Regions from separate parts of the Mus musculus genome. Here region 1 is linked to region 2. A link is a loop called in an ENCODE intact Hi-C map of the cell type or tissue named here. Cell type or tissue: left cerebral cortex. All regions are shown on one strand. Each heading gives the region's core, and the rest is flanking DNA. Links, peaks and the distances in the headings are about the cores only.

Region 1 (10,649 bases), core at 2,427-7,426, 65 kb after region 2:
CAACCACTCTTCTGTACATGGAAGAGAAATGATTCCTATTGAAATGGGTGCTAATACACAGAGAACTACTCAGAAGAAATTAAATGTAACACAAATGCCAGCTTAATATCTTAAACCTAGAAAGCTGGCCGTGGTATCATGTAGGGTCTGGCCATGTTAATTTGGGGTAAGTTGTACTAAAACTGCATACTTACTAGAAATTGGATGGTTAATGACTGGACCAGTGAATACAACTGAGGAGTGGGCTGCAGCCATGGCGAAGGTCTTGGAGGCTTACAGTTCGCAGTTTGACTCTTTGGGCCCTATGGAAAATGGCCAGTCGAGAAAGTGGTATTCTAAGATTCCCACTAGTATGAGAAAGTTGCTGCACCTTGGATAAGGCAGCATCTCTAGGATAATCTAAGAAGCCAGCCTCTAGAGGAGCTTCTCTGAAACACTACCCAGAGGACAGGAGAGAGGAAGCAGCCTGGGGAAGTCCAGTAGTAAGTAGTTTTGAGAGGAAATTATTTTCAGTCCTAATGTGAGTTGTCATGGGTTCTAAATAGAATTTTTTTAAAATTGAAATTGAATCTTATTATAGACTAGGTTGGCCCCAACTTGATATGAAGCCAAGAGTGGCCTTGAACTTCTAATCCTTCTTCTTCTACTACCTTTTAAGTGCTGGGTTACAGACATGTCTCACTATGCCTGGTTTATGCAGTGCTGGGTGGGATTGAACCCAGAGTTTCATATATGTTAGGCAACACCCTACCATCTGAGCTACCGAACTACATCTCCCCTTCCCCTTTCTTTTTCTTTTTTTCCTTGTTTCTTTTTGTGTTTGTTTGTTTGTTTGGGCATTTTTTGAGATGGGGGTTCCCGCTGGATTTCCTGGAACTCACTCTGTAGACCATATTGGCCTCGAACCTGTAGAGATCCTCCTGCCTCTGCCTCCCAAGTGAGTGCTGGGATTAAATTAAAGGCATGTGTAGTCTGGCACCACTGTCAGGGGCCACTTTTTATTCTCTGGCTGTATTGATTTCCATTGTTTCTACAGTTCACTGAGTCTCAACTTTGGTCCATTAGTGTTTTAAATGAATAATACAGGAAACACCCCCTCATTTCTCTCAATCATTTCTTCTTTTGCTTTTTGAGACAGTGTGTTAAATTGTGTAGCCTAGGCTGTCCTCAACTCGCTGTAATCTCCCTTGCTCCCCTTTGTTTCTTAAAGGACAGAACTAGGGTCCACAGGGAGACACTGCTCCCCATGCACCTCGGTACGGGGCTGCCCTGTGGGACTTTAAAAGGTGCAGCTAGAACTTAAAAGTACAGATTTGGAGTTGATCTGGCAGGGTCTACCACTCAGTTCTACCAAGTCACAGGCTCAGGTTGGACATGGTATTTAAGCTGACTGCCCCTTTTCTTATTTGTAAAAGGTAAGAATAGGTCTTACTCAAGAAAGTTATGAAGTCTAAATCTTCAGATAGGACATACAAGGAATTTAACATGGCACCTGGCATGTAGCACAACTTACCTGGAATATCAGTACTTAAGTTTAAATCTGACCTGGGCCTCTTACTAGCCAGACTCGCCTTAGAAAGGTGTGCAAGAGGCCAGGTGTGGTGGTGCATGCCTTTGATCCAGGACTCAGGAGGCAGAGATAGGTAAATTCTGTGAGTTCAAAGCCAGTCTGGTCTACACAACAAGCTTCAGGCCACCCAGGGCTACCTAGTGAGATCCTTTCTCAAGGAAACGAAAACATTACACAAGAAATAAATGAATTTGTTGTGTAATACTTCCACAGTAAATGCACACGGATGCTATTTCCTGTGCATTGCACGTGCCTGGCTATGTTGATATTCTGCATGGAACTCTATTTGTTGCCATCGTGTGGGTGGAGAAACAAATTCAGAAGTGGGGCTGAGTGTTCTATTTAGACCTGGTGGTTCCTTCTTGGTCAAGATGTCGGTTCTTGGGTCACTTGGTGTGTACGGGACTTACCTTAGTCTTTGTCTTTTCCTCTAGAGTCTGTGCTTCCAGATGTGAATTATAAAGCAGAGTCGCCTGAGGGGAATCAGTCTCAGAATATGAACGCACAGGGACCAGCTCTGCTACTTTTCCTATTTGTGGATTTCCAAAGTGACGTCCCAGTACAACAAGCGAAAATCTGGGGTATGTGTAGAAAAATGCAGCAGCCAGATTGGGTGTGGCAAGCACTAGGTGCAGAAAGAGAGGGTGTGGACATCTGTTCCAATCCATGTAATCTGTAAAGAACCAGCATTGCCTTTCTAGATGGATCAAGGAAAGAGGCCTGTCTCGGTGCTGGTGCAGTCAGGGAGTCATCAGAAAGGTTTTCCTCCTCACAGGTAATGGGATGGTTCCAGTTTGTGGGCCACGGAACACGCGTATCTGAATCGCCTGGGTTATTTGAAGACCCACAGCTCCCTGTGTGAAGAATGATTCATTACGTTTGCACTGTTATAAAATCTAGAGTGCTTGAGGTGTGCGTTTTCACACGCTTTTCAGGTGAACAGAGGTGGTGAGACTTGGACGTCTTTGAGTGACTTTTGGTCACTCACTTTACTCCAATGAATCCCAGGAAGTGGATCTTAAGAGCTGATCAATACATTCCTAAATGGAAGAAAGTCACAAGAACTGGGGCCTAGACATGCTTCAGGACATTTGTAAGCCTCCTTTGGAGTGTTCCACTCTCTGTGGGCCGTGGAGAACCCTGCCCTTGTGTTCTTCCTGCTGTGCTATTGGTTCCTACTGCATCATGGGTGAAACAAGACTACTTATAACCCAGCTCAGAAGCTCTGCCAATGACTAGTGCTGGTTACTCGTGGTTGTCAGAATGAGACTGACCCTTCCTGCCACCTGCCTTCCTGCTCTTGCTCCTTCCCTGGTGCTTACACGCCCTGGGAGAGCAGCACAGCTTTCCTGCGCTCAGGCCTTTAACCCCGAGAAGCTGCTGTTCTTTGGTGCCTCCTTCCATTGACTGAGGCCAAAAGAGTGGAAAGAAAAGGGAGCCAGGTTATGAGGCTCAAGCGAGGAGGATTTGGTGAGGATTCTGGGGCATGTGCACACAAAGACAAACTACTGCGCAGAGCAGGAGAGAGGACTCAGGGAATAATTAAAACTGCTGGGTTTCCTTTTAGCTCTGATTCTAGCTTCCTCAGTGGTGTTTGAAAATCAAGTCACATACAGCAGCCAAGCCTCCCTTTTCAGTCTTTAACATGAGCTGTTAAATTAGGTGATATCAAAGGCCCTTCGGAGGCCAAATGCTGTCTTGAGACTGAAGATCTGTTACTTTCTAGAATTGTAAAATGCTTGCCAGAGGATAACCCTATGATAATTTGAGTTTGACACTGAGTCTATTGAACATACTCAAAGAACTCAGATGTCTTTAAAGCAGCGTTACCTGTCATTTTTGTTATACTAAGATCATTTAGACACTTCCATTTAGCATATCTCGGAAGGCCTGCAGCTCTTCAGTAGACTCACTTTTAGATTTAAACAATCACTGCTAAAAAACAATAATAAATAAATAAAAATCCAGGTATGGTGGCTTATACACTGTTTTTATTGTTGTTGTTTGGTTTGGGGGGTTGTTTGTTTTATGAGACAGGGTTTCTCTGTATAGCCCTGGCTGTCCTGGAACTCACTTTGTAGACCAGGCTGGCCTGGAACTCCAGATCTTCCTGCCTCTGCCTCCAAAGTGCTTTCTATTAAAGTATATCACCCAGCATGGCCCATGCTTTTAATCCCAACATTTGGGAGACAAAGGCAGGTAGATCACTTTGAGTTTGAAGCCATCTTGGCTAGTTCTAAGCTAGCCTGAGTTACATAGTGAAACCTTGTTTCGGGGCTGGAGAGGTGGCTCAGTGGTTAAGAGCACTGATTTCTCTTCCAGAGGTCCTGAGTTCAAATCCCAGCAACCATATGGTGGCTCACAACCATCTGTAATGAGATCTGATGCCCTCTTCTGGTGTGTCTGAAGATAGCTACAGTGTACTTAGATATAATAAATAAATAAATATTAAAAAAAACCTTGTTTCAAAACAAAAATCACTGCCAGGCTGAAGAGATAGCTCTGTGGTTAAGAGCAAGGTGAGTCCTGCAGAGGAGCAGAGAGTCAGGCCCAGCACCTAAGTAAAATGGCTCACAGCAGCTGCTGTCTCAAGTTCCAGGATCTGATGCCATCTTCGGGCCTCTGCAGCACCTCGAGGTGTGTATGTATACATACATGCATACATGCAGATAAACATAAATAACTTTTTTATCTTTAAAAATAGTAATTAAAATTCCTCTCCTGCTGCATAGTAAGTAAAGCAGCCTACTGGAAGCCCTCCAGGGCTAGGGCAGCCTCTGCAGGCTGCACCGCGAGGGCAGCGAGTCTGCTTTGTCTTTCCCCCGCCTTCCTTACTGCCCTGGACACCTTCTCCAGAGCTCCTTGCTTTAGAAGCAGATTGTGCAGCCTTAGTCTGAGTTCCTGTGTCTTTAAAATCAGTCGCTGGCCCCCGCCCACCTTGTCACGGAGCTTCCATGATTAACTCCTTATTCTGCTACAGCGTCAGAAGCATCTGGTGGTGGGAACAGTTTTAGGAATAATTTTTTTTTTAATTAAATGTATGCTTTCAAAAACTTCTCATTTCTTGGGTTCCTCTTGAGGCCAGCATATATAAAATAGAATCTACGTGTTCCGTCACTATGACAACAGCAGTACTTTCCCCCACTTTGAACACTGCATGTGTGTATCAAAATACTTCCTTTTGCATGATCTCAGTTTATCTAGACAACATATCTGAGAGAGCAGATAAGAAATGCTGTTTTCTGCATGAAGTGCAGTGAATGAAGTTACCTCATTGTCACTGACTGGTGACAAACCTTTAACCTGCGCTCTCTTACTGCTAGTTGCACATTCCTTTATAAAATCGAAGATAACCTTCTCTCCCCGGAGAGCTTTGTGGTGCCCTGTGATAGTAATTGATCCTTCTAACTTTTATTTTAAAATATGTGTGTGTGTGTGTGTGTGTGTGTGTGTGTGTGTGTGTGTGTGTGTGTGTATGTGAGTATGTGAATGAATGTTTTGCCTGTGTGTCTGTATATGTACCACATGAGTGCTTAGCATTCCCAAGTCAGAGTCACTGGAACTGGAGTTATAGATGCTATGAGTCTCCATGTGTGTGCTGAGAATCAAACCTGGTCCTCTGCAAGATCAAGAGCCCCTAACTACTGAGCCACTTCTCCAGCCCCGCGTCGGCCTCTGAGTAATGCTAAGCAGGGGTGGCTATGGTCGCCTCGTCTGAGATCATCCCCAGTTTGCTTATTTTTAGTTTGTTTTGAGGCAGGAACTCACATGCCTCCAGGCAGCCTCAAATGCACTGCTTAGCCGAGGATGCCTTAGACCACTTATCCTCCTGCCTCCATCCCCTAAGTACTGGATCACAGACATGTGCTATGCCCAGTTTATGTGATGCTGGCGATCAAACCCAAGGCTGCTTACACATGCTAGGCAAGTGCTCAGCTGAGTGGCATCCCCGACCTTAGCTCCACTTTAAATAATGTTTGTACGTTTTAGCCTTTTCTTTACTACAGCACGTAAAAAATGACACACTGCGGACAACAGGGGCTCCCTTATCAGTGATGTCCTAGAGGGAATAGAAGAGGGTTAGACTCTCCTAAGAGGAATAGAAGAGGGTTAGACTCTCCTAAGAGGAATAGAAGAGGGTTAGACTCCCCTAAGAGGAATAGAAGAGGGTTAGACTCTCCTAAGAGGAATAGAAGAGGGTTAGACTCTCCTAAGAGGAATAGAGGAGGGCTAGACTCCCCTAAGAGGCTTCCTTCTCCTTTGGAAGAGGATGCCACTTTGGCAGACACCACTATTATTGTTCATTGCGTGAATTAGCATTTGTTTCTTCAAAAGCAATGTAACTCACTTAAATTTTCCTCAGCTTGCTTTTGCAAATGGGAATTGAGAGGGGCTGTCTCTAAAAAGTAATTATTTGTGGAGAGGTAATAGAAGTGGCTGCCTCCAGGAGGCATTACCGCAGCTCCAGTCCTGTCACTTCGTGTGAGCAGTAGTCATCCTCACTCAGGGGTCTAACATTCTTATCCTCTCAGGACTCCACACTCTGCTCACAGCCCATCTCAGCGCCATCCTCTCGGAGAGCCGCAGCACGGTACAGCAGTCCATCCAGTCAGCTGTGGATCAGGTCTGGCAGCTGTACCACCATGATGCCAAGGTAACAAGAGATTGACAGCCTGGGTGTGGATAGTCCAGGGGCCTTGGACCCTCCTTTCCCTTGGTACCTCTTCCTGTTCTGCCTCTGCTGAGGTCCTAGCAAGCACTGCACCTGGGCAGGGAGCTAAGCTTTCATTTAGGCTACAAGCAGACAGTTTGTGCTTGAATAGCAACGGCAATAACACTAAAAACATGGCAACTGTGCCTCTTTCTGATGCTTTGCTTCATTGGTTTTGTTTGTTGGTTGGTTTTTCAAGACAGGGGTTCTCTGTGTAGCCCTGGCTGTCCCAGAACTCACTCTAGACCAGGCTAGCCTGGAACTCAAAGATCCGCCTGCCTTTGCCTCCCAAGTGCTGAGATTAAAGGCATTTGCCACCATCTCCTCTATGTTTTCCTTCTCTGTGCATCTTGATCCCATGCATTCTGGAGCTGATGTTTCAGTAAACATTACCCTTTGCCCTCATTTTCCCAATTCTTTAATAATGTCACACTTGCTGTGCCCAGACTGAGTTCTTCCAATCTGTGCACTTTTGGTAATACATTTCTTAACTCCCTTGTAGAGGGCTATAGTGTGAGACCCTGCCACAGAGTAAGGGGCCACAGGGATGACTCAGCTGGCAAAGCGCTTGCCACACTAGCCTGACCAACTGAATTTGATCCCAGGGACCCTCCTAAAGGTGTAGTGAGGGGACCAACTTGTTATTCTTTGACCTCCAAACATACGTACACTGTGACATGTGCAAACCTGCACATATCATAGACTCAAACAATAGGTTTAACACAAAAAAGTAAACATTTGCTTTATTTTTTTATTATTTATTTATTTATTTACTTATTTTGGTTTTTCAAGACAGGGTTTCTCTGTGTAGCCCTGGCTGTCCTGGAACTCAATTTGTACACCAGGCTGGCCTCAAACTCTCAGAAATCTACCTGCCTCTGCCTCCCAAGTGCTGGGATTAAAGGCGTGCGCTACCACGCCCGGCTTTTTATTTTGTTTTTTAAGATTTATTTTTAGAGCTGAGAAAATGGTTCCACAGTTAAGAGCATTGGCTGCTCTTCCAGAAGAGCCGTTTTGATTCCTACCACCCACAAGGCAGGCAGCTCACAACTGTCTGTAAGTCTAGTTCTAGGGCATCTAACGCCCTCTGCTGGCTTCTGCTGGCCACAAATGTGGTACACAAATAATTCCTGTAAGATGACCCAGATCCATAAAATGAAAACGAATCAAAGCCCTGTGTAGTGCCACACACCTTTAATCCCGGCCCTCAGGAGATGCAAGCGAGTGAACCTCTGAAGTCGAGACCAGCCTGGGCTCCACAGTGAGAGCCTGTCTCACTACATAGAAACAGGCAAGCAACAAACGTCAATTTACTGTGCTAAAGGCCAGCCCCGACCTCCAGGTAACTGAAGGAAGCATTGAGATGATTGGGTAGTGCTAACAGCAGTTGGGGGAGGGGTGTCAGGGTCAGCACTGCTGATGGACAGAACTTAGTGTCTGGGGCCGACAAGACTGCCAGGCAAGAAACTCTGAACTCTTGGAACTTTGTTTTGTTTGTTTTGTTTTGTTTGTTTTTTTTTTTTGAGACAGGGTTTCTCTGTGTAGCCTTGGCTGTCCTGGAACTCACTCTGTAGGCCAGGTTAGCCTTGAACTCAGAGATCTGCCTGTCTCTGCCTCCCGAGTGTTGGGAATAAAGGCGTGTGCCACCACGCCCGGCTGAACTCTTGTAACTCTTAAGAGGCCAGCGAGAAAGAAAAGGATAGAGAGAAAATCATGCACGCACACGCACACGCACAGTGGCTGGGCCTGACCACTTGTTTCATCAGTTTCACAAGTGCACATGCATATTTATATACATACACATGTATGTAGACACAAACATATGTACATATATATGTTGTACATACAGACAGGCATATATACATATATAGAGACACACATATATACACATATATACATTTGGTGGGTGGAGCAGGGCCCCAACAGTCACACTTTGTTTTTTCTCTCAGCCTTTTTATACCTTCTTAGGCAAAAGTTCTTTATGAAATTACCTCACAGATAAATGTTACACAAAAGGGAGTTAAAGAAGGTTGTCAATATTAAGTTCAAAGCAGTGTCTCATTCTATAAGCTCATGATAAGTTCAAAGGAACAGTTTCATGTGGCCTTGTTTTATCATAGTGCACACCTGTGGCTTCATTTTTGGATCTCATCTAGAATGAATGTTTTTCCTTGATCACACATCTGTCCCAACCCTGTTTCCCTTCTTAGTGTAATTTATGAAAGTTCATTGCCCTCCTTATTATGCAGTCTTTACTCACTATTGTCTGAGGAGGGCACTTCTATTCTTGATTCTAACTTTATTATACCTTTCTATCAAAATAACTAAAATCCCCTTAAAGTTTCTTCTTAAAATTATTTGAATCGAATTAGAAATTCTATAAGGTCATCAGTACATCTAAATAGCATTATTATATGAAAGGTCATCTTCATGTTAATCTGCAGGAAGCTTGCCCAACAGAGTGGGCCATCACCCAGGAAGTAATCACACCAGGCTACAGGCAGTGAGGGTCTCCTGGTGTCCACTCACACCAAGCCACATAAATGAGGACTATGGCAAAGACAAGCTGAGAAAGCACATCAGCCCCAAGAAGCAATCCTGGGACCAAGTCTCTGGGGCTACGCCTCACTAGAGTGCACCCCTTGCAGCCATGCCGACTGGTGGGCCATCTCCAGGAAACTCGCTTGCCATCATCTTTCCTAGCTGGCTTGTGCCATTAAAGTATTTTTAATTAGGTGCTTGTGTGCGCGGGTACTCATAGAGGCCACTGGAGCTAGGTGGCTGTGGGTTGTCTGACATGGATGCTTGGAACTGACCCTCTGTAAGAGCGGCACTTGCTCATAACTGTGAGCCATATCCAGTGCCAACTATGTCTTACTGTCTTGTTTGGGAAACAGACTAGCATAGTCTCAGCTAGCTTCAAACTCTTCGTGGACAATGATCTTGACCTTCTTTGTGATCCTCCTGCCTCTACTTCCACAGTTCTGGGATTACAGGTATATGCGCCATCCCTGGTTTATTCTGTGCTGGGGCTTGAGCTCAGGGCCTCATGAACGCTAGGCAAGCACTCTATCAACTGAGCTACATTTCCCAGTCCCTACCCAGTGCTGTCTTTTCTTAGTATGTCTATGTTGTTATGCTATCTCTATGAAAGAACAGAACGTTTTGAGTTGTAAAACAATAGAAATCAAGGTCATGCCATCATCTTATTAAGTATCAGTGGTGACACTGTCTAGTCACTGCCTTGAGTAGAATCTTCACCCCTTTGGCATTCTCGGAGCCTGCACTCTGTGGCTAACACGGTTTCCCCTTACTCCAGACTCAACAGAGACTGCAGGCCTCCCTCTCTGTGGCTGTGAACTCCATCATGAGTGTGTTGACTGGAAGCACCCGCAGCAGCTTCAGGAAGACATGCCTCCAGGCTCTTGAGGTTAGAAGATGGGGCACTCTGCAGCAGGCTTTACAACATAACATACAGTGCTGAACACTTCCAGTGTGATCCTACTGAGTACCAGGTGCCTTCAGAAGTATTTGTTGGGGCTAGAGAGGTGGCTCAGCAGTTAAGAGCTGCTCTCCCAGATGTTCAATGCCCAGCTCCCACATGGCAGCTAATTACCATCTGTAACTCCAGGTCCAGGGCATCGGACACCTTCTTCTGGCCTCCGTAGGCACCAAGCATACATGTGGTACCCAGAAATGCATGCAAGCCAAACACCCATACACAAAAATGTCTAATCTGGGTGCAGTGGCGCATGCTCTTAGACCCAGCACTCGGGAGGCAAAGGCAGGCACATTTCTGAGTTTGAGGCCAGCCTGGTTTACAGATTGAGTCCCAGGATAGTCAAAGCTACACAGAGAAACCCTGTCTCAGAAAAAAATAATTTGTTGAAGAATAACTGTATATATATCATTTTTATAAATGAGAAAAGTTACTTAAGAGTTACACTTTCTTTAGGTTACGCACACAACTATCTGAGAGAACTAGAATTAGATCCTTGGTTCCCAGTTCCTTGAAGAATGCTTCTCCATCCCACAGTGACACAATACACTAGAAATAAGTGAGCAGACACAGCAACTTGTTTATGTGACAAAATGGAGTGAGTGACATAAATTGGAATCGGAGTTGGGGTCAGTCAGTTCTGGACTTGTTTACTTGCTATATGGAATTAGGCCCATGTTTAACTTCTCTGAAATTTGTTTAAAAGTTGAGGGCAAATATGAGCTCCTCATAGATTAGGGGCTAAATATATACTACAGTCTGAATATTTGTATCATTCCCAACATCATATGTTGAAATCCTAGCCCTCAACATGATGTTCTTGGCTACCATACCCAGCTCAACGGCTCAAGATACTTGAAAGTTTTTGG
Region 2 (10,649 bases), core at 1,875-6,874:
GTCTGTCTGTCTGTCTTCCTTCCTTCCTTCCTTCCTTCCTTCCTTCCTTCCTTCCTTCCTTCCTTTCTTTCTTGCTATAGCACAAGACCACTCAGGGAAAGGTGCCACCCCCAGTGGATGGAGGCCTCTCACATCAATGAATAATCTGGACAATCCCCCACAGACATGTCCACAGGCCAGTCTGCTCTAGGCAATTCCTTATGGAGGCTTTCCTCTCAGATGACAGATAAAGCTAAGGAGGCCAAATTATAAAGAACAAAGGTCTCTGGTCCCTAGATTTGGGTCTTTTGTTACCCTTACCCTATAGACAAAGAGCTTAGTTTCCACTAGGAAACTTCCGTTCCCATCATTTTCTACCAATGGACTCACTGGATTTGCTCTGTAAATATTTATATAAAACTAAATTGTAGGGCAGAGTTGAACCACCCTGAGCGAAGAGCACTGTAAGCCTGGCGTGACCCGGGCCAGCCACCCAACGGTTTTGGTTTTGAACAAGAAACTCGAGTCTGACTCGGAAGCACTGCCCTCAGCCCACTGTGTGTGGAGTTAAAGTCTCCCAACCAGAGGCGACTCAGCTCAGCTAAGGGAAGGGAGTTAGAACACAGGCCTTCAGGCAGAATCACTCGCACTAAGACGCCCAGTTTTCCTCATTAGGTTTTTGGTTGGTTGGTTGGTTTTGGTTTTTTCGAGACAGGGTTTTTCTGTGTAGCCCTGGCTGTCCTGGAACTCACTCTGCAGACCAGGCTGGCCTCGAACTCAGAAATCCGCCTGCCTCTGCCTCCCAAGTGCTGGGATCAAAGGTGTGCGCCACCAATGCCCTCCTCATTAGTTTTACTATTTGCCTTTTATAGGCTAAAACCTCCTACAAGCCTACTAAACCAGCCCCCAGGGCTGATTTTTTGTTGGTGCTTGTTTGTTGCCAATGGATTCCTTTAGGTAGGGAAGTGCTGCCAACTTCTCTGCAGACCCTACCATGCCCCTTTGCTCCTCTCAGAACCCACTAGTGTCCAGGCCTGGGATCCTGACCTTCCAGGGATGTGTGGCTGGGAAGGTCTTGCTGGAGCCTATGCCCACCCAAGTCCGGCACAGACTGCTTGGCTATGGGCTGGTCCTGAAGGCAGCTGACCCTCTCTCACCTTCCTCCACTGACACTGGTTTGAAGAATTAGAAACCCTATTTCCAGCCGGGCGTGGTGGCGCACGCCTTTGATCCCAACACTTGGGAGGCAGAGGCAGGTGGATTTCTGAGTTCGAGGCCAGCCTGGTCTACAGAGTGAGTTCCAGAACAGCCAGGGCTACACAGAGAAACCCTGTCTCAAAAAACCAGAAAAAGAAAGAGAAAAAAAAGAAAGAAACCCTATTTCCTGGCCTGCCTTGCCTTCTGTAATTCTGGGGAGAACATCTGGAGCTAGAGTCTCACTAAATGAAAAGCAGAGCATTAGAATGCTCTTCTTCGCAGGTCACGGCTAGGGCTGCACATGCTTTGGCACCTGAATCTCCAAGCAGCATGATACAGATGAAGAGTTAACAGGGCGCGGATGATCTCAAAGTCACAGACACCCCCCAGGGCCATGCGGTGCCTCCATAGGGTTTATTCCAATAGATCACAGGACAATACGAGGTGGAACTGCTCAGCACGGCGGCTCTGAGGCCCTGTCTGTGTCTTGACAGTTTCTAGGCAGCCCAGCTTTGCCCCAGTCATCCTCCTCCACAATCTATTGCCTGTGTTCTAACAATCACCGTCACCATGGCTTTCTGCTTGAATCTTCCTACCTCGATTGTCCCTTATGTATGACCTGGATCTCCATGCTCACACGTCGAGCAAACCCCAAGCCCCATACTGCCTTCCCCCTTCAATGGCGAATCCTCAATTTTATTCTCCTCCAAGGATTTGTGAACTCTGGCAAAAGGGAGGCACCACCGTTAATCCAGATTATAGTTCTGCATTCCCTCATTCTTAACCGCTGACCTCAGCCCGGCCCACGAAGCTTATGTGGTCAGTGTCAGAGCAGTGTTAGCTCCCACTAGCTTCAGGCTAGAGGTCTTGCCGGACCTATGCCCACCCAAGTCCGGCTGGGTACAGACTGCGTTGGTCCTGCAGGCAGCTGACCCTCTCTCACCTTCCTCCATTGACACTAGTTTGAAAAGTCAGAAAGCCTATTTCCTGCCCTGCCTTGCCATCTAGTTCCCCCACTCTTTACCTCCCTCCTCTGGGCTTCATTTAGCACTCTGCACGCAGCTGTTACTGTGCTCAACATAGTTATGACCATTAGTTGTTTATGTGTCTCTGCTTGTTCCACTTTTAACTTCTTGAGAACTGGAGTATTGGTCACTCAGCAGAACAGGTATTCAATAAAGAGGTATCACAGGAATTTCCCATGATTCTTATTTTGGTCACTGAATCAATGTCTTTCTTAAGGATGAAGAGAAGGCTCGTGGAGAGAATGAAGACAGGAGGAGGAAAGACCTGCTTCTCAGCTGGAGGACTTTCAGGGCTAAGCACTAGCATGGACCAAGGAGTCGCAAATACAAACCACCTGACCTGAGTGCTGGGCCACTGAGACAGATCAGGCTTAGCACATCTGGAATGGGCAGCACATCTGGAATGGGCTTGGGATTTTCATTCCCAGGCAGCTCAGGGAGGACCACTAATGGCCAAAGATGACAAGCAAGCAGCTGGGACCACTTAGGGACCTCTGAGAGCTTCGAAGGCACAGTGTCTGGGGTGAGTGTGTCTGTGGGTGGCTTCCCTGTGTGTGCAGGCCATATCCCAAGCTAAATGAAATACCTCTTCTCACTCAGGACAGAGCGAGAGCCCCAGGCCAGGACAGAGGGAAGATGAAGCAGGCTCTAGAGCTCATCAAACGGAACTAACAACTAGAGGAAGGTCTGCAGGGCTTGACAGCCTCTGGAAGCCAAAGCTGAATAAATGACCAGAGGGTGAATAATACATTAGGGCAGATGGGGACGGTGGCAAAGTTAAAAATCTCATTTGACTCAAAGTATAAATGGATGGATTGGCATGGAGAAAAAAAAGAAAAGAGAATCACAGTGAAACCCAGGGTACTTTAAAAAGCAAGAGAAAGATGCATCACAGCAACGAACAGGAGAAAAAAAAATAAAAACAAAACCAACAACCCAACCTTTCCCCAGTCAGTGAGAAATGTGGGAGCTGGGCTGAAGACACTGAGACTTTCATTTTCTCCTTTAGAATGTGCTGTTTAGGCTGAGCATGGTGTTGCACACGTTACCTCCGCACCCAAACCACTGGCAGGAAAATTACCTGGTCTAAAAATAAATAAATAAATGAAAAATCCTTTACCGGGGCATAATTATTCAGACTCACTTCCCCTCGGTTGCCACCCCCGTCCTAAGCTTGAGCTGACATCAGTTTCCTTACCGGAAAAGTCTAAGCTCCATCTTAGCTTTTCCTTCACCCCCTCCCTCCATCCTGTGCTCCTCTCAACATGCCGAGAGGGCTGCCCGGTGCTCAAGCTGAGATGTACACGTACACATATGAAACTCACTCTTCTCTCCTCACCTTAAAGAGAAACTGGGTAGCGGATATCTACTGACAATACCTACAAACACAGGCTCTTAAAATTGGAATTGTAATGGGGGAAGACAGCTGAGAAACAGCCCACGGAGAAATCAAACCTGCATCTCAGACAAGCATGCAGTGTCATGCATGGGCTCCTGGGGTGCAGGAGGCTGGAGCCAAAGTAGATGGTGTTTATGGAATGTGGAGCTAGAATTGGAACCCCAGTCAGGCAGCCTTGCTGGGTAGTTGTGTGACAGGCAGAATCCACAGGCCTGTAAATGTACAGGGGCTCCAGAAACACCTTACACAACACTTCCTCACTGCCCGAAGAGGTTTTATCCTCTCAAGCAGCTACAGCCATTTCCACCAACCGTGTCCACTTCTCTTATCAATGAGAGCCCTAAAAGGAAGCATGGAGCTATAGCTACCACAGTGGGGAGGAAAAGCCCACGCAGCACCATAGCCAACAAGCTGCGGAGCTAGATGAAGCTGGGTATTCACAGGCCCCAGGCAGACCTAGTGCGTCCCCAGTCCCACTACCAGCACTGGCCGGTCCGCCGCAGGAACCGACGCACCGCTAAAAACATGCGCTGCCAGAAGCGCTCCGAGCCCAGGCGACCCCGATCCATCAGCGCGTCTGTCAGCCCAACTCTTCCAGACTCTTCTCTGCGCTCCATAGAGGTCCGCGTGCCCCAAGCCTCGGCCCCCAGAATCTTCACAGCGATACCTGGGTGTCCCGCACAGGACCCGGGAACTCGGCGTCGCATCCTCCCTCCTGAGCTCCCCAGGACCGACCCCGCCGCCTGCACGCGGCCGCACAAAGCGCGCCTCCTTGCCGGCCGGGACAAAGCGGGCCGGGGCGCCGGCTGCACCTACCTGGGTGCGGAGCGCCTGCCGGGCACGGGGAGCGCGGCTAGTGGGGGCACACTTGTCGCCGCGCCCACAGCCCGGTCGCGAGGGGTGGTTGCGGGAGGTTACTGGCGGCGGTGGCGGGGCGGCCCAGGGCGCACGGCAGGAGGGCGCTGTCACAGGGCGCGAGCGGCGCGGGGGGCGCGCGGGGCCGGCGGCCGCGGGGCGCGTGGCGGCTGCGCGCGGGCGCGAGCGGCGGGACTGCGGCGCCGCGGAAGGAGGACAATAGCCTCCCCCTGCCGCAGGCCGTCGGCTCCCGCGGGAGGCCCGGGACCATCTGGAGCTCGCGGCCCCGCGGGGCTTGGGGCGGGGCGCGAGTCATCCCCCTCCCCACCCGGCGTCATGGCAACCGCGGCCCCTCTAGGTTCCTGCAGTAGTTCTCCGGTAGGGGGTCTCTGACCTTCCCCGGGGCAAACGCAGGACGTTCGCTCCTTCGCCAGTTCCCGACCCCCCACTGTCTTCCGCGTGGATGCCCCGATTGACCCCCACCTTCCGGTCCTCGCCAGCCCCGCGACACCCTTGGGCGTCTGGGTACCACCCACAGTTAACCAGGCTTATTCTTCCCAGTTTGGAATTCCACCTTTGTCTCTGTCGCGCCTTTGCCTGGATGCGCAACCCCTTTAAATGTCACTTACCTCCGAGGTTTCCCCGAGATGCGGCCTCCGTTTCCTTTTCAAAGGTCCCTTTTGGGGCACCTCCAGGCCATCTCGCTTAAGCGTTTCTCTCTGCCTTGCCCCCTTTCTCTCGTCCTCCTTCTGGCAGGTAGGCTGGCCCGCTTTCCAAAAGCATCTCCATGGTGCTCCTGGAGATTCGCCTTCTCACAAATCAGATTCTCGGAACCGTCATCACAGCGGCTCCTCAGCTCCTCTCATTTATCAACCAGGAGAATTCCGGCCTAGTCACTGTCTTAAGGGGGTTGGGGGCAGGGATGGACATTTCTAGTCCTAGCACGGCCGGGTTTCTTCCTGGTTTATTAGCAGCTGAGTGGTCTACGGTTTAATGGCATTAACCAAGGTGAGCTGCTATCTGCCTAGGAGAGGAAGGAAATATGCCCAAATCAGAGCAAATGCACAGAGTGGGTGCTAGCAGTGGGTGCTAAAAGTGCGTTATGTCATGTGACACTCCCACCCCCACTCCAGCTCTGAAAGTACTGTTCCTCCAGATTGGAGAGCTAACTAAGCTCAGGGAGGTACCAGAAGGGAGAAAAAAAAAAAAAAAAAAAAAAAAAGATGGATTTTTGTAGCAAGCCTTTGGGTTCTATACTCCTGAGAAGAGCTAGGCCCTTTCATACACTAGGAATGCCTGAGATGGACAAGAAAGGACCACAAAAAGAATGTTCTTTCAGTGAATTATTGAGCTTAGGGTATTAAAATAGCTTTATCGTTAACTAAATTTTACCATTTTGCTTCTTTCTGGGAAGGTATGCATATCTAAAACAGCTACATGTAATCACACTACTTTTCAGGTATGATTTTCACAGAGTAAGATCACTGTGTTCAATGTAGTTTTAAAAAATCTGTAAAGTAAAACAAAACCTTGCTACCACCACCAAACAGTTGCATTGTTTTATCCATCTGGCCCTGGTTTTCCTCGTGTATAAAGTGGGTTGGGGAGGGACTGGGGAGTTTTGTTAAACTGCTAATCAGATCTGAGATTCTATCATTAAACGGGAATTTAGCCTTCTGTAAACTGTATTTCAGGGTGTTTATGATTTTTAAAAAGTCACTTATGTAGAATGTGCTACGCCTTTAATCCCAGAGTTCAGAAAGAGGCAGAGACAGGCAAATCCTGAGTTCAAAGCCAGCCTGCTCTACATGGGAATTCCAGGCCAGCCAAGAATTTGTAATTACAAACAAAACAAAAAAACTACCTCACTCCATCCAGCAGTGTAAACATGAGCTTCTCCTGACCCCAGAGCCGGAGTAGTCAGGATGTTCAGGACTAGGCCAAGCTGTACATGATAGTCGTCATGGAAACATGGCCAGGAGACATTAAAACTGATGATGAGATGGGAATCAGCTCAGCATCAGGCAAACTGCAAACCTTTCGTTTCTGTGGCTCAGGATTCTGGGAACTGAGGGTCTCAGAGACAGCCTGTTAGGTTGTGGTTAGAGTAGGCAAGGGTGATATTAGGTCTTGTGATTGACCAAAAGAATAGTGTTTTTAAATTAATTCTTCATTCCAGTATTGCACAATCTTTTGAAAAACCTTAAAAGCATTCTAATTTTCACTCTTATTAATAATCAAAATGATATTCAGACACCTAAGTGGAAGTCCAAATTAACCAAGTTAACTTACGGCAGAGACTCCTTATCTTGTGATTCTTAGTCTGTTCAGAGAAAGAGTAGGGCAGAAGAATTAAAAGTATAGATTTGGGGTCTGGGGTAGCCCAGTGGTCGATCAGTGGCCTTGCACAAGGCCTTGAGTTCAATCCCTAGTACCAGGGGCAGCATTGGCCTTGGAGTTGGATGCCCTGAGGTTAATATCTACTTGGGAACTGTGAGTGCTGGTTCACACAATTAAGCCAAGCACCCAGTAGGCTGAAGCTTGAAGGTTAGAGGATCAGCCTGGACTACAAAGTGAGACTTGTCTCCAAACAAACCAACAAACCTGGTTTTGTAGCATGTCCTTAAATCTGTACTTAGGGGGGCTGGTGAGATGGCTCAGCAGGTAAGAGCACCCGACTGCTTTTCCAAAGGTCCGGAGTTCAAATCCCAGCAACCACCAGGTAAGAGCACCCGACTGCTTTTCCAAAGGTCCGGAGTTCAAATCCCAGCAACCACATGGTGGCTCACAACCATCCATAATGAGATCTGACGCCCTCTTCTGGAGTGTCTGAAGACAGCTACAGTGTACTTACATATAATAAATAATAAATAAATCTTTAAAAAAAACCTGTACTTAGCTCCTTTGTGATGGAGCTTCCTCGCCTATGCGAAGTGAGGGTCAGGTGAATGACTGCAGGTAAAGCACCAGAGCAGCACCCCGCCCACAGCGAGCACTCAGTCCACGGCACCAGAACAGCACCCTGCCCACAGTGAGCACTCAGTCCACGGCACCAGAACAGCACTCCGCCCACAGCGAGCACTCAGTCCACGGCACCAGAACAGCACCCCGCCCACAGCGAGCACTCAGTCCACGGCACCAGAACAGCACCCCGCCCACAGCGAGCACTCAGTCCACGGCAGCCATTGTTTTACCAGACTCCGACTTTACTGTACTGTTTCCCAATTTGGAAAGGAAGCATGCTCAGTAAACAGAATGCTGAGATCACTTGTCTCAGCTCTGCGACTGGGTTGCTTTGGAAACTTGTTCTTTTTCTCTGTAGTGAATCAGTACAGTCAATGACAAAGAGAACCTCTGCTTCCTTTTCCTGTGAGTTGCCAAAGTGAATGGAATGATATCCCCCTAGCGTGCTGAGCTGCTCAAAGGATTCAAGGTTCCTGCTTAGGCTAGCCACAGCTCAGGGGAAGGTCTTGGCTAGACTGTCATGCCTCGAGTTAAAGCTGGATTTTCAGTTCTGTATTACTCTTCAGCTCTATTCTTCCCTCTCATGATTCTTCTGGCCCCTGTTCTAAATCTCATCCCCCCACCCCCACCCTCATGGCCCTCACTCCTGGTGAGCTCATAAACACATTTAAGGCGAGCTTAAAAGGCAGGCAATGCAGGGACGTGGTGGCGCACGCCTTTGATCCCAGCACTCGGGAGGCAGAGGCAGGCGGATTTCTGAGTTTGAGGCAGGCCTGGTCTACAAAGTGAGTTCCAGGACAGCCAGGGCTACACAGAGAAACCCTGTCTCAAAAAACAAAAAAACAAAAAAAAAACAAAAAAAAAAAAAGAGAAAGAAAGAAAGAAAGAAAGAAAGAAAGAAAGAAAGAAAGAAAGAAAGAAAGAAAGAAAAAAAGAAAGAAGGAAAGAAGGAAAGAAAGGAAAAAGCAGGCAATGTTGATGGCCTGTCCGTGTTGCGTGTTGGCACCATCCACCTTCTCCCACTCTGTCTCCTTCCCTTGGTTGGAACTGAACCCATGGCCTTGTGCTTGCTTGCAGCCTTCTTGAGTTCTCTGTACCCACTGGCTCTGCTTCCTCAGCTTTAGCAACCTTGATCACAGACCAAGAGAATCTGTGATCCACGGTGATCACAGACGGTAATCAAACAATCGCTCATTATGACCACAAAGTACATTCAGTGTTACAAATGAAAACTTCAGATGCTAGAAAACAGTTTAGCAGAGAGCAGAAACCTGGGTAAAGAGGAATAAAAGAGGATTCTCGTCATTTGACTGAGATTGGAAAGGAGAAGCACTGACAAGGTGGAGAGCGGCGAGTAGTAGTAACAACGGTCACGGACATGACTTTTCTTGAGGTTTTCACTACACTTCTCCCTCTCCTTTCTTCCTCTTTTCTCTCAGAGTCTCACTCTGTAGCCCTGGGTAACCTGGAATTAACTAAATGACTATGAAATCTAGACCAAGCTGCCCCCAATTTATTGGGATTCTCTTGCCTCTGCCCCTTGAATACAAGCCTATCTTATTTAATTTTTTAAAAGATATTTTTTAATACAGAACTGGATGCTCATTGTCATCTATTGGATGGCACACAGGGCCCCCAATGGAGGAGCTAGAGAAAGTACCCAAGGAGCTGAAGGGGTCTGCAACCCTATAGGTGGAACAACAATATAAACTAATCAGTACCCCCAGAGCTCGTGTCTCTAGCTGCATATGTAGCAGAAGATGGCCTAGTCGGCCATCAGTGGAAAGAGAGGCCCCTTGGTCTTGCAAACTTTATATGCCCCAGTACAGGGGAACGCCAGGGCCACGAAGTGGGAGTGAGTGGGTAGGGGAGCAGAGCGGGGAGAGGGTATAGGGGACTTACAGGATAGCATTTGAAATGTAAATGAAGAAAAATCTAATAAAAATTGGAAAAAAAGATATTTTTTATTTTCTATGCATGGGTGTTTTGCCTGTATGTATATATGTCCACCATGTGTGCCTGGTACCCACAGAGGCCAGAGGGTGTTCTGTTCCCTAGAACTGGAGTTGCAAATGGTTCTGAGCTACCGGACTGGGGCTGGGAACAAAATCTTCATGCTCTGTAAGAGCAGCAAGTGCTCTTAAACCCTGAGCAGTCACTCTACCTCCCCCACCCCTGCCCTCCGCTTTAACTTTTTTTAGGAACAAGGAGAGGTAAACATTAAGCCCATTTCACAGATAAGAAAATGAAGACACTGATAGAATGCCTTACCCAGATCACTGAAATGGGAAAGGAATGCCTCAGTTCAGGGTGACAGGAATTTTGCCCCAGCGCCTGGCGTTTACACAGCTGCTGGGATCTGAACTCAGGGCCTCGTGTTTGTACAATAAACACTTTACCCACCGAGCCATCTCCCCCGTCCCTGAGGCAACTGATTTACTGCAACCCAGATATATCTTTTACTCCTTGAGGCTCCTTACAAAATGGTCATCAATGATGCTATTTTTATTCTAGCTGCTACTTAGTGTCCCTCTTGGCATTGGTGACAACTCTTTGCTTATGGTCGCCATACTCTTGTTTGTTTTGTTTTTTCAGCTCCTGTGGGCCTTTCCTCTCTGTTTCTTTTCTGCTTATTACTTGCTTCTGATGGTGTTAGTGTTTTGTCTAGGCCTTTTTTTTTTTAGATTTATTTATTTATTTTTATTATATGTAAGTACACTGTAGCTGTCTTCAGACACACCAGAAGAGGGTGTCAGATCTCATTACGAGATGGTTGTGAGCCACCATGTGGTTGCTGGGATTTGAACTCAGGACCTTTGGAAGAGCAGTCGGGTGCTCTTACCTGCTGAGCCATCTCACCAGCCCTGTCTAGGCCTTTTCTTATTCTGTGTCTCTTTTCTGGACCATCTTATTCTCTGGGCAGCTTGAATGGCATCTTTAATCCATCAGTCTGACAGAGAACATTCACCTGCTGAAATCCTTAGGGGCTTTGTGGCAAAGCTTACATGCCACGTGTATTTCTCCAGCCTTACCTCATTGCTCCTTAGTTTATATCATAACCACATGGGACTCTAGACATTTCCCCATATGTGTGAGATTTTTGAAAATGCTTATTCATAGTGGCACAGGCCTGTAATGCAAGCATTCAAAGGCAGAGGTGGGAGGCTCAGAAAGCCACACAAGGCCAACTTGACTGCATAGAGAATTCAAGGCTGGTCTGGTTACAGATT

Evidence for each region. Hi-C counts contacts between places; a loop is a spot of excess contacts. Peaks named below come from ENCODE experiments on the same cell type or tissue, not always from the same donor. Only the 100,000 strongest peaks of a DNase experiment are listed, where the experiment ranks them.
Region 1: it touches region 2 in a loop (4-fold over the local background); 8 of 42 quality-filtered maps call a loop at or near these places.

What each region holds. Positions count from the first base shown.
Region 1 is chr19:4,641,175-4,651,823 of GRCm38, reverse strand. It overlaps Gm960 (predicted gene 960), which reads left to right. Exons shown (of 15, transcript NM_001033447.3): 10 at 2,005-2,151; 11 at 6,103-6,224; 12 at 9,601-9,711. Among named protein-coding and RNA genes, the nearest start is that of Rce1, 21 kb to the right of the region's middle. In left cerebral cortex, for the core only: a CTCF peak has its summit at 7,386 (motif pointing left); DNase peaks (open chromatin) are centred at 4,553, 5,334 and 7,355; H3K4me3 peaks cover 219 bases; H3K27ac peaks cover 2,790 bases.
Region 2 is chr19:4,706,080-4,716,728 of GRCm38, reverse strand. Sptbn2 (spectrin beta, non-erythrocytic 2) reads right to left here and starts at 5,521. Exons shown (of 37, transcript NM_021287.2): 1 at 5,085-5,521. Gm42061 (a long non-coding RNA gene) reads left to right here. Exons shown (of 3, transcript XR_003952887.1): 2 at 2,419-2,724; 3 at 2,802-3,080. In left cerebral cortex, for the core only: a CTCF peak has its summit at 4,861; DNase peaks (open chromatin) are centred at 3,966, 4,353, 4,896, 5,545 and 2 more places; H3K4me3 peaks cover 4,002 bases; H3K27ac peaks cover 4,598 bases.